2 separate regions of the Homo sapiens genome follow, and region 2 is linked to region 1. Evidence: read pairs that join two places in POLR2A ChIA-PET (ENCODE). Cell type or tissue: CD4-positive, alpha-beta T cell. All regions are shown on one strand. Region 1 holds the start of MIR4321 (microRNA 4321). Region 2 overlaps TMPRSS9 (transmembrane serine protease 9).

Region 1 (2,500 bases):
CTCGGCCCAGCTGACTCGGGTCCCGACCCTGTCGCTGCAGACGCCGTCCCTGGGGAGGCAGCACTCCAAGCACGTGTGCCCGAGCCCTGGGTCCCGCCAAGCTCAGCCCCGAGGGAGCCATCGTCGCCCCTGGTAAGAGCTTCCTTCCACTGACCGCGGGCATTGGGACCTTCATCCCCAAGGAAAGAAGGAGCCCGGGCCGGGGGGAAGGTGGGCGCTTACCCCAGGACCCCACTCTGTCTTGCAGCCTAAGTTCGAGGCCCAGGCGCCTCCATCAGCGCCGCCTGCGCCCCGGGCCGAGGCAGAGGTCAGACCCAAGATTCCCGGGAGTCGGGAGGCTGCAGAGAACGACGAAGAGGAGCCCGGCGAGGCCACCGGAGAGGCCGTCCGGGAGGACCGTGTGACCCTCGCAGACCGGGGACCCAAGGAGAGGCCTCGGAGAGAGGGGAAGCCGCGGAAGGAGAAGCCGCGGAAGGAGGAGAGACCTAAGAAAGAGAGGCCGCGGAAAGAGGAGAGGCCACGGGCCGCCAGGGAGCCCCGGGAAGCCCTACCCCAGCGCTGGGAGTCACGCGAAGGGGGCCACCGGCCGTGGGCACGGGACTCCAGGGACGCCGAGCCCAGGAAGAAGCAGGCCTGGGTGTCCCCGAGGCGTCCCGACGAGGAGCAGCGGCCTGGGAGTCGCCAGAAGCTCCGCGCAGGCAAGGGGCGGGACTGAGCCGGCCCCGCGCCGGAGTCCAGGGGCCCCTTCTGGACGCCCCGCGACTCTGGCGAAATAAAGCGAGTGCTGCGGCCGCAGAGTCACCTGCTCCTTTACGCCTGGACCCGGCACCAAGTCCGGGGCCTGAAAGACGGTGGTGGGGCGCTTCAGGCAGGGGAGAGACAGCGAGCGCTACAGGGCGGACCCGGGCCGTGCGCGAGGAGAGACGGCAAGGGAGGTCCCACGGGCCCCCTAACACGCACGGACACCCCAGCCGGTTGCTTGCTGGTCTTTATTGGGGCGATGCTTGGGGTCCGAATAAATATGGGAAGGGGCGCGAGCTGGGGCGCGTCCGGACCCTCGGGGCAGGAGTCCGCGCGGCGCAGGGGTCACCGGCAGCCACACTCGGTGGCCACCATGTTGGGCACGTGGTGCGCGCTGATGCGCTCCTCCGACAGGCTGATGAGCAGCTTGCCCGCGTAGGCGGTGGGCACGCAGCAGGGTGGGCGCGCCAGGGCGGCCCCACGGACCTGCATCTTCAGCAGCAGCACCACGTGGTTGCCGTAGCGCGGGTTGCGGTCGGACTGAGGCCAGCCGCACACGCCCTGGCAATTGTTGGCCTGGTAGGTCTCGGGGATGAGTACGGAGCGCTCGGCGCGGAGGTCTACGCTGAGCTCGCGCAGCGCGCACGGCCCGTCGGCGGCGGTGGCCCCCGCGCTGCGCTGTGCCCGACCCGGCCCGCGCGGATCCCGCCCGCGCCACTCCACGCGCAGGCCCTGCAGCGCCTTCAGGAGCAGCAGCGCTCGCAGGGGATCGCCGAGGCCGCCGGGGCCACCTGGGCAGAGCGCGAGCAGGCGCGCCAGCAGCGGGGCTGTGGCCGGAGGCAGACCCGGGAGGCTTCGCAGCTCGGCAGCCGCCGCTTGCAGTTCAGCAGCCACGCGGCGCGCCAGGGCCGTGGCCCACGGCGCCGACGTGGGGTCGTGCAGGGGCGCAGGATCCCCGGTGGTGGCCGCAGTGGGCCTCAGCAGCAGCAGCAGCGGCTCCTCGCCGTCGAGTAGGCGCTCCAGCGCCGCGGGGTCCGACAGGTTGACTAGGCCCTGCGGGAAGCCGGCCAGCGCGTCCGGATCCAGGGCCAGGCGCGGCGCGGAGGCCCGGGCCGGGGGGACCCGCAGCGCCCGCACCAGGCGCGTGAGCGTCTCCAGGAAGGGGTCTGCGCTGGGTGGCGACTCCTCGAGTTCCGCGGATGGCCTGGAACCCGCAATTGGAGGAGTTGAGAGCGGCCACGAGGCCACGCCGCCCCCGCCCGCTCCTGCCCCGTGTCCCGGTGCCTGCGCGCACCTGGGCGGCGGGAAGGGCACGGTGTCCAGCTGGCCGTGCGCAGGCAGCGGCGCGGGCTCGGACCGCGGCAGCAGGAGCAGGGCCGGGGTCATCCGTGTGAAGCAGCGGTGGTCGTCGCCGAACAGCAGTGCCTGCAGCCGGGCGGTACTCAGCCGGGAGTCTGCGGTGGGTGGGCACGCGGCTGGCTCAGGGGCTGGGGGCCCGGGGGCAGTCGACCCGGCTCCCCGTCCCTCTCCACGCGGACCTACCCTCTCCGCGGGGCTGCAGGGTCAAGGCCAGCCCGGAGCCGCGCCAGGCCCCCGCAGGGCGGTCCACCGCTAACACCAGGTAGCGGGTGTCTCGGGAGGGGCAGAGGCTCTGCGGAGACCAGGGCTCAGCCCGGCTGGATGGAGGCTTACCCAGCCCCGCTCTACCGGTCCCCTTCCTCCCATCGCCACTGGTTCTACGCTGTTCTCAGTACTGCAG
Region 2 (2,500 bases), 140 kb before region 1:
CTAGTACAGATGGGGTTTCTCCATGTTGGCCAGGCTGGTCTCAAACTCCCGACCTCAGATGATCCGCCAGCCTTGGCTTCCCAAAGCACTGGGATTAACAGGCATGAGCCACCGCGCCCGGCCTTGTTTGTTTTGAGATAGGGTCTCACTCTGTCACCCAGGCTGGAGTGCAGTGGTGTTTTCTCAGCTCGCTGCAACCTCCATCTCCCGGGTTCAAGCGATCCTCCTGCCTCAGCCTCCTGCCTCAACCTGCTGAGTAGCTGGGATTACAGGCGTGGACCACCACACCTGGCTAGTTTTTTTGTATTTTTAGTACAGACTGGATTTCACCATGTTGGCCAGGCTGCTCTGGAACTCCTGACCTCAGGTGATCCACCCGCCTTGGCCTCCCGAAGTGCTGAGATTACAGGCGTGAGCCACTGCACCCAGCGTTAATTTTTGTATTTTTAGCAGAGATGGGGTTTCGCCACATTGGCCAGGCTGGTCGGGAACTCCTGACCTCAGGTGATCTGCCCGCCTCAGCCTGCCAAAGTGCCGGGATGACAGGCGTGAGCCACCACGCCAGGCAGAAAGCACTGGTTTTTAGCTGTTGGCTGTGTTGTGTCCAAAGTACAAAGTACAGCAAAAATAATAGTCATAAAAAATTCCTATGCTGATGCAAGCAGCAGCAGAAAAAAATCTAAATAAAAACTACGAGAGCAACCACAGAAACCATGAGAGCACGAGTTTTGGTCAAAAATACGTTAAAACTACCAGAAGTGCACACCAGCGCAAAAAAAATGGCCGTAATTACAACATTTAAACCATGCAAATAGCAACCGCGTAAACCGTGAAAGCTGGGTCCCAATTCCGTTTATCCTAAATGGATAGATATGCTAGATGGGTATTTACGTAGCCATATATTCAGTAGATAGAATATTCTGAACCAATTCTAAAAACGGTATGTTTTCTCGTTCAAGAAACTAAAGAAACACGAGCACCCTGGTGGGCGGACTGAATTGCCCCGCCTCTGTGTCCCAACCTCACTCTGTTTCTACTCTAAACAACTGCAGATTCAGGAAGTTGCAGAAATAGTTCAGAACGCCTCCCGCTCTCCACTCAGCCTCTCATCTCCAACTAAAATGGTGAGCTGTTTGCGAAGGGCTGAATTCTCATTTTTATTTTTTTAAATGTTTTATTTTTTTGAGACAAGGTCTCTATTGTTCGGGCTTCAGTGCAGTGGCACAATCACTGCTCACTGCAGCCTCGACCTCATGGGCTCAGGTGATCCTCCTGCCTTAGCCTCCCAAGTAGCTAGACCACAGAGACCACAGGCGCCCACTATCACGCCTGGCTGGCTAGCTTTCTCTTTCCTTCTCTTTTCTTGACACAGTCTCACACTCTGTTGCCAGGCTGGGATGCAGTGGCACGATCTTGGCTCAGTGCAACCTCTGCCTCCTGGGTCCAAGCGATTCCCTTGCCTTAGCTTCCCGAGTAGCTAGGACTACAGGCACATGCCACCATGACCAACTAATGTTTTTTGTATTTTAGTAGAGACGGGGTTTCATCATGTTGGCCAGGATGGTTTCAATCTCCTGACCTCATGATCCGCCCAACCCGGCCTCCCAGAGTGCTGGGATTACAGGTGGGAGCCACCGCGCCCAGCTTTTTTTTTTTTTTTTTTTTTTTGGAGACATGGTCTCCCTTTGTTGCCCAGGTTGGAGTGCAGTGGCATGATCTCGGCTCACTGCAACCTCCACTTCCCGGGTTCAAGCAATTCTCCAACCTCAGCCTCCTGAGTAGCTGGGATTACAGGCGCGTACCAGTCTGCCCAGCTAATTTTTGTATTTTAGTAAAGACAGGGTTTCACCCATGTTGGCCAGGCTGGTCTCAAACTCCTGACCTCATGATCTACCTGCCTCAGCCTCCCAAAGTGCTGGGATTACCGGGGTGAGCTACTATGCCTGGCCCTGGCTAATTGTTTGCATTCTTTTGTAGAGACAGGGTTTCCCCATGTTACTGTGTCCGAAATTCGTGGGTTCTTGGTCTCACTGACTTCAAGAATGAAGCTGCGGATCCTCACGCTGAGTGTTACATTTCTTAAAGATGGTGTGTCCGGAGTTTGTTCTTGCTGATGTTCGGATGTGTTCGGAATTTCTTCCTTCTGGTGGGTTCGTGGTCTTGCTTGCTTCAGGAGTGACGCTGTAGACCTTCCCAGGGAGTGTTGCAGCTCTTAAGGCAGCGTGTCTGGAGTTGTTCATTCCTCCTGGTGGGTTTGTGGTTTTGCTGGCCTCAGGAGTGAAACTGCAGACCTTCACAGTGAGTGTTACAGCTCATAAAAGCATCTCACACCCAACGAGTGAGCAGCAGCAAGATTTCTCGCAGAGAATTAAAAAACAAATCCTCTACACTGTGAAAAGGTCCCCAAGCCGGTTGCCGCTGCTGGCTCCAGCAGTCCGCTTTTATTCCCTTATCTGGCCCCACCCACATCCTCCTGATTGGCCCATTTTACAGAGCGCTG

Evidence for each region. ChIA-PET counts read pairs that join two places held together with the same protein. Peaks named below come from ENCODE experiments on the same cell type or tissue, not always from the same donor. Only the 100,000 strongest peaks of a DNase experiment are listed, where the experiment ranks them.
Region 2: POLR2A ChIA-PET joins it to region 1 with 5 read pairs; 8 of 35 experiments call an interaction of 5 or more read pairs at or near these places.

Annotation. Positions count from the first base shown.
Region 1 is chr19:2,250,544-2,253,043 of GRCh38, reverse strand. It overlaps AMH (anti-Mullerian hormone), which reads right to left. Exons shown (of 5, transcript NM_000479.5): 3 at 2,284-2,392; 4 at 2,036-2,195; 5 at 971-1,945. The coding sequence ends at 1,087. JSRP1 (junctional sarcoplasmic reticulum protein 1) reads left to right here. Exons shown (of 7, transcript NM_144616.4): 6 at 41-132; 7 at 248-792. The coding sequence ends at 715. MIR4321 (microRNA 4321) reads right to left here and starts at 2,405; the gene lies at 2,326-2,405. RefSeq lists a silencer at 2,339-2,398. In CD4-positive, alpha-beta T cell, no CTCF peak of the experiment used is centred here; DNase peaks (open chromatin) are centred at 1,293 and 1,529; H3K4me3 peaks cover 1,107 bases; H3K27me3 peaks cover 1,498 bases.
Region 2 is chr19:2,393,067-2,395,566 of GRCh38, reverse strand. The region is part of intron 2 of TMPRSS9 (transmembrane serine protease 9); the gene reads right to left. Among named protein-coding and RNA genes, the nearest start is that of TIMM13, 33 kb to the left of the region's middle. RefSeq lists an enhancer at 1,104-1,193. In CD4-positive, alpha-beta T cell, no CTCF peak of the experiment used is centred here; DNase peaks (open chromatin) are centred at 666 and 1,046; H3K4me3 peaks cover 947 bases.